Regions from separate parts of the Mus musculus genome. Here region 1 is linked to region 2. A link is a loop called in an ENCODE intact Hi-C map of the cell type or tissue named here. Cell type or tissue: heart. All regions are shown on one strand. Each heading gives the region's core, and the rest is flanking DNA. Links, peaks and the distances in the headings are about the cores only.

Region 1 (5,367 bases), core at 260-5,259, 130 kb before region 2:
GTGTGTAGCCCAGGCCTAAACCCTACATCCAAGGAGCTCAAACTAGAGGGGGGACAGACCCAGTCTCAGGGGAGCTGCACCAAGGCCAGGATCAGCAGGGCAAAGCTTGGGTCTCCAAAAGTTAGAGGCCCAACTAGACTTACTCACCAGGGGACTAGATGTATTCTGTCCTCACTGGCATGGGGTAAACCGGGTGCCCCCCCATCCTTCCATAGCACCTCCCTAGTCCCAGCAACAGGGTCAAGTAAACAGGAGGCAGATGGCCGAGGCCAAGTCCCTGCATCCCTGCCCCAGCTCCTCCTCAGCTGTGTAAATACACACACACACACACACACACACACACACACGCACCCTTACCCCAACCAGTTTTAAGTCCTTGAGAGCAGCTGCTCCCCATATTCTGACCCTGCAGGCCACATCCCACTGTACCAAGGAACCTGCCCCCTTCTTATCCTTGCTCTGACAGCAAAAAGAGGTAGAGAAACTGGGTCCCAGGGTCCCAGGAGGGAGCCCTGAGCTCACTCACTGCAGCTAAGGGATGCATAGCCTGTTCCTTACCCATGGGAAACCCTGCCTGGACTTCTCACTCTGTCCTTTCCCCTCTAAAACCCTGGAATCCACTCTGCCCAGGCTGGATAGGGAAGGTTGGTAGAGAGCTCAGTCATCGCCTCCCTCCAGGTACCAGCTCCCTGACCTGGGGCTTAGACAAGCGCCAGTCATAGGCTCGCTTACCTGCCCACCACCCACTCTCCTGCTGTCCTGCCAGGATCAAGTGACCACAGCCCTCCCAATCTTGTCCTAAGTGGGAGGAAGTGGGAGGATATGGAGGAAGTCCTGAAACGGGGAGCTCTGGGCTGGACTCCAGACAATGGGGGAAGGGAACTCAGGAGGAGAAACAGGTGGATAACTGAGCCACCCTCTGTGGAATCTAAGCCACCAACCAGGCCCAGAGATACCAGAAGCTATTGGAAAGGCCTTATATGTACTCCACAAAGGGAACGGGTCTGTCAAGGGCTTTCTGGAACTCACAAACAGGCAGAGAGGCAGTCCAGAGCGGCGGGCCAAGCCTGCAATGTTCTCCTGGTAGACAGCAGACTCCAGTGCCATCCTCTGGGTTGGGGCCCCCAATATATGCAGGAGGCCTCCCACAGGGCCTGCATAGCCCAGATAAGACATCTGGTACACCCAATACCCAGCAGCCACACAGGCCTCCAGGCCTAATGTATACCGTGGGCACTGAGGTGTCAGCCCCTTAAGTCAAAGACAATACCAAGCAACCCTTGGACAGATGAGGCCATGGTGGGGCCTTCTGATAATTAAACAGAGCTCTACTGCCTGGAAGGAACTACTGTTGACTTAACATGAATTGATGGAAAAGCCAGGTGCTGGGGTACCACCAACATGGTCCAAAAGGTAAGGAGAACCTGGGAATCAGGGGGAAGATAAGGGATCATGGGCAGTCTCTGGGAAAACTGGTCAGAATGTCATTATGGGGTGTTGTCACTCTGGGGTTTGTTTTGTTTTTTTTTGCCTTGGGCCAGAATGCTCCTTAGATGGTCCATACTGGACTGGTCACTCTCGCAAGAGCAAATGCCATGGCAAGAAGGCTGTCTTCACTAGGAGCCCTGAATCTTGCAGAGAGGAGAGAGGGCACCCTCCAAGACAGGCGCTGGCCTATTCTTGTCATACCCAAAGAGCTGGACACCTCAAGGGTATGTTTGTGTAACTGAGACTGGTCACAGTTCACATGGATGCTCTTAAGAAATCAGGGAGGAGCTGGACGGTGGTGGCCCACACCTTTAATCTGGCACTGGAGAGGCAGAGGCAAGTGGATCTCTGTGAGTTTGAGGGCAGCCTGGTCTACAGTGCATTCCAGGGCTACATTGAGAAACCCTGTCTCAAAAAAGAAAAAAAAAAAGAAAAAAAAGGAAATGAGGAGAGTGAGCTCTAGGATTGTGGAAGGGGCCTTGGTCGATCCAGTAACAGTGAGAGAGCAGATTTATAGACGTTAGACGGTCCCAGCATCCTCAGTGCCCTGGGCTGATGGCCAAGTCTAAGTGACACTTCTTTAGTGACAGTGCAGCTCTGTGAGTAACAAGAATGGCCAGGGCTTTTCTAGGTGACAGCTGGAAAGATCCTGGCCAACTACTGCCTTGTTTATGGCAAGAAGATGCACCCAACCCCTGTAGGGACACCCTACACATTTCTCCCATACACACACGCACCCCAAAGTACTCTTCCTGCCAGCTCACTCGTGTCCACTATTCAGGCCTGCATGTCTTCACACCCACACTCTCATTTCTCACACACGCCGCTGTCGGTTCCTCCACGCACACACCAGTGCACCTACGGTTCACACTTCACGTTCCCATTTACAAAAACCCTCGCACCTTTCACATCCCCCACGGGCGCAGGCACTTCAACTTTCTCACACTCACAAGTCACGCCCACTCAGGCGGGCGCGCACGTCACTCATTCCCTATTCTCATTCGCGCACACCCAACAGGGTCCTCAATGTCCACCCCGCGCTCGGGGCTCCCCCTTGGCCTGAGGCCGGGCCAGAGTGGCGCGGCCACTAGCCAGGGCGTGAGTCACGGTCTGCAAGGGGCCGGGTGGGGCGCGGGGCTCGTGAACCGGTGCTGGGCGCCCCGGATCGTACGGTATCCCCACGGTGCAAGCCTGGGGACCCCAGACCCATGCCGCCTACCGTGCTCAGCTGGGCCCCCATGGTGGCGAAGAAGAGACGGTGGCCTCACGCACGGTTCTACACCCGCTACTCAGCCGGCCGCTCCCCCAACAACCCGCCTCGGTCTCAACACCTCGGAGGCGGGGACGCCCTGCGGAGCCAGTCAGGAGCGCGGAGGTGGGCGGATAGGGGGCGGAGACTCCCAGTGTCCCCGCCCACTTCCGCTTGTGAAGACGGGAGTGCGCGCTGAGTGGCTGACGGCGCTGCACGGAAGAGGCTCGGCGAGAGACTGGCTACTGTGGCGCCTCTGTGTGGCTTCGGGAGGTAGCTTGTGGCTTCTGGGCCTGTTTTGTCCTGGTGAAGAGAACAAGATGTCGCCCCCGTGATGGGCTCTCAAATCCTGAGCCTTCGGTCCTGGGAGCCTGCCGGAGCTGATTGTGCTGGCCAGGGCTCTACCCGCTCACGGGGCGTGTTGCCAACACCGCTGGCTACAGAGTTCAGGCTACAGCCCTGCCCTGCCCCATTTTCAAGCCTGCGAACCAGTCGTTCCTTCCTGAACAAATCTCCAAACGTACTGAGGCCAGTTCCGGATTAAAGTTCAGGTGTCACCTCTTTAGCTAGGCCAGCTCTGGCCCTGTGCTCCCTCCAAGGGACGCCACTAGTGCAGAACGGTCTTTGTAGCGCTTCAGTTATCCTGCCTGTTTATTCACGATGCTCTGCGCCCACGTACCCATTCCACTAGATGGTGGGGCTTCCCCAAGCCAGGAGTCTGCAGTCAGTTCTCTGTGTACCCGGACCTCAGAACAGAGCCTATCACATACTCTATAAACACTCGTATGTCCCTGGCATTCCGGAGTTTTCTTCAACCTGGTCCTGGCCAGATAGGGAATGGAAGACTGCTCTGAGAGCGGCAGAGTGAGGAAGAGACTTGCTGCCTAAAAATTGAGAACTATTAACCAAACTCTTCAATACCGGAACACTTGATGACCCAAGCGTTCAATACCGGAAGAGGCAGGTGGATCTGTGAGTGTTCCAGGCTACACGGTGAGACTGCTAGTTACTTTTCTGTTGCTGTGGTAAAACACCATGACCGAAGGCAACTTTAGGGAAGATGGAGTTTATTGTGTCTCACAGTTCCAGGAGGATAAGAGCCCATTATAGCTGGAAGGCATGGCCGGCCACAAGCAGCAGGAAAACCTGGCTCGGGGAGAAGGATGCTGAGAGATAACACTGTACCTTAAGTGGGAACCTGAGAGAGAGCTGGAAGTGGGGCCAGGCTATAGGCTCTCAAAGCCACCCCAGGCACATTTCTTCATCCAGCAAGACCACACACCTCCGTACCTCCCCACAAACCATCACAAATTGGGGACTAAACGTTCAAATACACGTGCCTATGAGGGCCATTTCTTATTCAAACCACCACAGAGACCCTGTCTCAAATAAATAAATAAGGAGCAATGGTCAGCACATCTGTGATTCCAGAATTTGGATAGTGGAGGCAAGGGTTCAAGGTTATCTGACCCTGGCTACAGATTGACTTGAGGTCAGCCTATGCTACATGAGTCTCCGTCTCAAAGAAACAAACAAGTGAAAAAAAAAAAAAATCAGGAGCTAGGCTGTGGAAGGGCACCTACTACCCTGGGATATGAGGCTGGATCTAATATCAGTTAAGTATTATTCTGCTTTTAATCTCAGCACTTGGGAGGCTGAGACAGGAGGATCACAGACACAAGCCAGTCTGTTCTACAGAGTAAGACCTTTGTTTCAAAAGGGGTGAGGGTGGATATGGGGGCTCCTCTTGTGTCTAGAAGTAAGGAACCTATGCAATGTGTACCAGAGGTCTGAACTGTGGTCTTCACGCTTGCGCAGAGAGCACAGCTCCTGTTACCATCAGAGCCATCTTCCCAGCCTTCCCTGTTGCCTTCCTTAGGGTCCTTACTGACTGGCCATCTCCTTTCTCTCTGGCTGAACCTCCTCACAGTTGCTTCTCTTCCTAAAGATAGCATCGGTCAGGGGTCAAAGGCCTCACTGAGGCACCTCCCTGCTACTTCAGATCCTGTCTGCACTCATACTTCAAGCGACCGGCAAGATGTCAAACGTAAAGCCAGAGAGGAGACTTCACTCTTGAGATTTTGACGGACACTTCCACAGAAAGAAGACTGGCTGTCACAGCAGGCGTCACACTAGCATGGCCCCCTGACTGGTCATATATGACCTCCAGGCCATGCTGACTCACGACCTGGAAAAGCAGAACTGATATCAAAGTGGAAAACAGTTGAAGCTCATTCCAAAATCCAGACAGATCTTGTCATCTTAGGGAAGAGTCATGGGGTCAGGAGAGTTGCTATGACTACTGAACTGTCCAGAGGAAGAGTCACAGGTTGGAGAGATGACTCAGAGGTTAAGAGCACTTGCTACTCTCAGAGGACTAGAGTTTAGATCCCAGCACTTCCAACCATGTCAGCTCCAGCCCTAGGACAAAAAGACCATCGGAAAACACAGGTTATTTACATTATGATTCATAACAGTAGCAGAATTACACAAAACAACTTTACGGTTGGGAGACACCATTACATGTAGAACTGTATTAAAGATTGCATCATTAGGAAGTGTGAGAACCGCTGGTCTAGGGGAACCAACACCCTTGCCTGCCCTCCATGAATACCTTGTACAAATATGCT
Region 2 (5,367 bases), core at 321-5,320:
TGCTGAGGTACAGGAAATGCCCGTCAACTCCCAGGGGATACAGACAAGGGCTGCTGGAGTCCCGTCAGGTACAGGAGTTCCTCAGTTGAGGTTTGTGTTCAGGGGCTGGGGAGTGGGATATGACTCACCTTGGGGAAGGAAGCCATATTGGTACAGGGGTGGGAAGGGTTCCAGAGCCCAGATTCAGCACCAGGCCCTGGTTTAACAAGACCAGTCCCATCCTTTCTAGACAGTGCCCCTATGTCACCTTAGCTGTCTTAGTAGGAGTAGCAGAGATGTCAACCAAGCACAGGGGATCAGAGAAGAGCCATTTGTGTGTCTGCTGGATAGTATGTGCTTGGCTGGCAACAGATGTTAGTTACTGTTGTTTTATAAAAATATAGGGAGAGAGAATATACTTGGTGGATGTGCAGGGGAAAGGGGTGTCTCTGAGAGCCCATGCTGAGGCATCCCTTCTCCCTGAGGGACCAGTCACACGGACTATATAGTTTAGAATAGAGTTTATTCAGGGCATGGGAAGCAGAGCTGAGAGGGTAATAAAGACAGAGAAAGGGGGGGGGGCGGAGAGAGAGAGAGAGAGAGAGAGAGAGAGAGAGAGAGGCCGGCCATGAGCACATGGAGAGGGGGGAAGGGAACGGGGAGAGGGGGAGCAGGAGGGAAGAGGACAGAGCAAGAAGGCAAGAGAGAAAGAGAGGAGGGGCAAGGAGCCCCTTTTATACTGAGTCAGGCACTTTCTGGCTGTTGCCAGGTAACTGGGGGGCGGAGCCTAGACAAAATGCTAACAGCTGTAACCACTGAGTTTCTACAGCAGGTGAAACACAGGCCTGGGCTATGTACCTGAACCACATACAAAAGGGGCAAACTGGGCCAGAAAAGCACAGTCTCTATAGTGCACCCACAGGCCTCAGGATCCAGCCTGTCCCCACTGAAGGCTGTCATCTCTGCTCCCCTGAGACGAAAGTCAGGAGTAGGGTGGGGAAGGGAAAGCCTGTTGGCAAAGGTGAACCCGTGTCCCGAGGAAAGGATGACAGAATGATGACAGCCGTACCAGCAGCCCAGCATAGCCTCAGTGTCTGCCGTCATCCCTGTGGCTCCTCCCAACAGAGCAGTGACTCAGGATCTTCAGTGTGCTAACAGGACAGACGGACCACCTTGTCCCCAGGCACTTAGGTTTTAAGTCAGAGACAAGCTGGGAGGCTGCGCTCCATCCCAGGAGGCCTGTGTCAAACTGGCTAGGGATCAGAAGGGTCAAGGGGCCTCAGAGCGGGGGCCTGGAAGTTCTGACCACAGCGAGGGTTGATGGGGAGAGATGGCAGGGGCTAGAGAGACCGTAGGCACAGTGTCCTGGTAGCCTGGGGTTGCAGGTAGGTTTTGACAGAGATGGTAAGGAGGTTGACTTCAGCTTGGCTGCAAATATAGAAAAGTGCATGTGTAAGGTGCTCTGCCAGCTTCCAGGGGGTGAGTGGGCCTTGCCCAGTGCCTGTTAAGTTTCATCACCCCAGCTGGGGGGGCCTCAGAGTCCCTGGAACTGGAGGCACAGTCCCCTAGAGTTGTACCCTAGGTGACATCTCCCTCCTTTTGCACTCCTTTGGATCTCAGTGGAATTGAAGTGCACAGGGAGACAGACCCCTTACTGGCTGGCACTCACTTCTCTGTGTTGTTTTGGGACGGGGCCTCTCTGTGTGGTCGTGGCTGTCCCGGAACTGATGTAGACCAGGCTGGCCTCAAAGGTGCGAGGCATGAATGAGGTGTGTGTGTGAAATGCACACGTTGCAGGCAGAAGGGGCATGCAATGCTTTGCAGTTGGAGTTGTCAGCCAACTAATGTGGGTGCTGAGAACAGAACTCAGGCCCTCTCCAAGAGCAGCAAGAGCGCTTAACAGCAGAGCCGTCTCTCTAGCCCTCCCAGGGTTACTTTAAAACACTGCATCTTAACCAAGAGTTCTGGAGAAAATGCTGCTTGCCAAAGCCACTCTCCAGGGCTTCTCTGCCAGCCCTCTCTGCACAAAGGCTCCAGGAGAGGTAACCTGGCTCTCTGGGCTTCACACCCAACAGTGGCTGCTCTCAGAAACACCTCCCACAGCCCCAGACCCAGCCTTCGACGGGTTCCCAGCAGCTTCTGCCATGGGGTTCCTCTGTCTATTCTAGACCTTGAATGATAGGCAAGCGCTCTGCTGCGGGGCCACGTTCTTTCTTATTTATTTATTTACTGTTTGTGTTTTGCCTGCATGTATGTGTGGATACCATGGGCATGTAGTGCCCACGGAAGCCAGAAGAGGGTGCTGGCTTTCTTGGAACTGTAGCTACCAGGTAGGTGATCAGAATTGAACCCGTCTTCTTAACCCCTGAGCCATCTCTTCAGTTGTCTTCAGATTTTTTTTTTTTAAGAATTACTTATTTATTGTATAGGAGCACACCTTAACAATCTTCAGACACACCAGAAACGGGCACCAGATCCCATTACAGATGGTTGTGAGCCACTATGTGGCTGCTGGGAACTGAACTCAGGACCTCTGGAAGAGCAGTCAGTGCCCTTTTTCTTTTCTTTTCTTTTTAAAGATTTATTTATTTATTATAAGTAAGTATACTGTAGCTGTCTTCAGGCACACCAAAAGAGGGCGTCAGATCTTATTACGGATGGTTGTGGGCCACAACTAGCTTTAAAGGGCTGGAGAGACAGCTCAGAAGCTAAGAGCACTGGCTGCTCTTCCAGAAGTCCTGAGTTCAATTTCCAGCAACCACAAGGTGGCTCAAAACCACCTGTAATGGGATCTGATGCCCTCTTCTGGCATGCAGGTGTACAGGCAGATAGAACACTCATACATAAAGTAAATAAAATAAGTAAATAAATAATGGAGAAACAAAACAAACAAAAGAACTCTAAATCCAACCAGCTTTATAAATGTTGGTATGGTGATGGAACCTAAGGGTTTTCACTGCTGAGCCACAGCCTCTCACTGCACTTCCCACCCCCTCAGCTATCACAGACAGGGACTCCAGACAGGCAGTGCTGGCCATCAGCTGAGTGGACTGCTGCACAGCCCTGTGTCCTCACTGCACACACATCTGGACATGCTAAGACACCCTGAAGCTTCTGCCCAGTAAGGAGGCGCCAGGCTTGGGGAGAGATCAGCACACTGGGGCAGAGGTCCAGGTGCGTGGGATCTGCCAGATAGTGCTCACAGGGCACATGGGGATGCACACAGGGCTCACTCTGGATGGGGTTTGGACAGATCTCTCTGCTACTAAGTTAGTATTGATGCTACAGTGTGTGCCGCCATGCCGGCTCCGGTGTGCTGGGGAAGGCTGGCTGCCAGTGTCACAGGAGCCTCCTCCCCTCCCAGAGGCACCAGTCTCTGTGTTGTGATGATGGCATCTGTCAGTCCCACCTGTAGGTACCATGGGTGTGACCAGCGAGTGGGAGCGGCAGTCACCCAGTGCCCGCTGTACAGTGATACAAAGGCTCTTGAGGAATGACAACACAGGCAACCGTCTGCTGTGCTGTGTGTTATATTTAGAAGTCTACAAATCAGACCTTTTAAGAAAGTCACAAAATAGTCATCTGAAATCACATTTTTGGTTCATCAAATTCCAAATATATTTTACTGCGCTGAACAATATATTCTGGAGCTGTCTAAAACACAGCCAAATGACTTTATTGATTTACATCTATCCTGTAACTTTTGGAATATCAAGGACAAGATAAAAAAATATTAACAAAACTACCCAATTATAATCGCCCTCTCCCTGGCTGAGCTTCGTCCTGAAGCCGCACTGCTGTCCTTCTCAGCCTGAGCTCCTGGTACTGCTGACTTCCGAGTGCATTGGGAGCCCTGGGGTGGCCCCATCTTCCTCTCACAGGGCAGCGACACCCTGTTTACTCCCAGGTCGCAGTGAACGCCCTTGGCATCATAGAAGCTCAGGTCTGTTAAAGGAACTGACTGGGGGACACTTTTAAGAGTAGAGAATGTACAAAATAACTTACAGAGTGACAGATGGCTTTAAGTGTGTGTTGTGTGGGGACACACACGAAGCAATCTGTCAGCAAGGGGCTGGGCACTTCTGGTCTTGCTGTTTTTGTTGTTTTGCTCCTTTGCAGTGAGAAGTAAGTGCTGGGGATTGATTTCCGGGCCCAGTCAACACCAGCCTGGAGAGAGGTGGGAGGAGCCTGCAGCTCTGGCTTCCAGTTCTTGGAACTAAAGATGCCCCAAAGATAAAGCAAGGACACAAGGAGCTAATTTAAATCAGAAATGAAAGCAAAATCCCACCTACATAGAAATGGGGATGTCTCAAAGGAAACATGGACACTCAGAAATGTGCAGGTGCCTCGCCAACTAGTAGAGCCTGCCCACAAAGCAGCTGGGGCATTGGCGCAGCCAGATGTGGTCTCAGGTCCATCTGAAGTGGAGTTTTACCAGGTTGGACAGCCTGGCACCAGGATTAAGAACCGTAGCGATCCTAGAGAGAACCAGACCAACATTTACTACCGATACACTGCATCTGTGTCCTGCCATGCACACAGCGTGCGATTGCTGTTGATGAGGGACACCTGGCTCTTGGCACTGGCCACAGACTCTGCATAAAGAGCAGCTGTGTGGTGCCAGCACTGCCTCAGCCTCTCCATGGCTAGGAGGGCAAGTGGGGCCTGGAGACCTGCCCGGGATCACACCTTGTGAGAGCTGCCAGGATTACAACTTGTGAGGGGTGCCCAAGGCCTAGGGCTCCCAGGCTGGACTAAGGATTGCAAAGCAGGGGCCCAGGCCGGAGCCTGGGGCCATGTCCTGAGCTGTCCAGGGAGCACGTGTGATGGGATCCTGAGGGATCTGTCTGAAGTCCCTGCTCATTTAGCAGAGGTTCAATGGCTGCCTCTGCTTCTTCATTTATAAATGGAGACACAAGCAGGATGATTCTTAAATACAGGAAGGCCACACCCACAAAACAGGAATACTACCTTCCAGCCAACAGGCCCTTAAGGGAGGGAGGAGGGAGGAGAGAAGAGGGAGGAAGAAGGGAGGGAGGAGAGCTCCCAGCCTCTGCAGTTTTAGGTTTTCTTCTCCCTCGCATTCCCAACAAGGCCACAGCAGGGTTGGTCTGCAGACTAGAAGCCTCCATGGACCCATAAGTTGCAATGTCAATTCAGTCAACACCTCAGGGTCACATTTCATCCTAATAGAATGCGTCTAAAATGACTTTACACAACCAAGAAGATTCCCGAAGCAAGCTGTTCATACAATCTGAGACAGCCTCCTTGTCATAAACAGGCTTCCCCTTCTTGTATATGAACTGAATTAAGTCTAACACAGAAAGACAAGTATTTCTACAGATACATAAAAAGATGTGGCTGAGCAGTTGATGGCACATGCCTTTA

What was found. Hi-C counts contacts between places; a loop is a spot of excess contacts. Peaks named below come from ENCODE experiments on the same cell type or tissue, not always from the same donor. Only the 100,000 strongest peaks of a DNase experiment are listed, where the experiment ranks them.
Region 1: a loop joins it to region 2, with 1.8 times the contacts of the local background. A loop is called at or near these places in 2 of 42 quality-filtered maps.

The regions. Positions count from the first base shown.
Region 1 is chr15:83,169,405-83,174,771 of GRCm38, forward strand. It overlaps Cyb5r3 (cytochrome b5 reductase 3), which reads right to left and starts at 2,779. Exons shown (of 9, transcript NM_029787.3): 1 at 2,708-2,779. The coding sequence starts at 2,728. In heart, for the core only: a CTCF peak has its summit at 2,993; DNase peaks (open chromatin) are centred at 817 and 2,877; H3K4me3 peaks cover 3,410 bases; H3K27ac peaks cover 2,498 bases.
Region 2 is chr15:83,296,246-83,301,612 of GRCm38, forward strand. Arfgap3 (ADP-ribosylation factor GTPase activating protein 3) reads right to left here. Exons shown (of 16, transcript NM_001357756.1): 16 at 3,495-4,457. The coding sequence ends at 4,440. It overlaps Gm32788 (a long non-coding RNA gene), which reads right to left and starts at 541. Exons shown (of 4, transcript XR_384278.4): 1 at 1-541. In heart, for the core only: CTCF peaks have their summits at 2,259 (motif pointing right) and 2,791 (motif pointing left); a DNase peak (open chromatin) is centred at 4,958.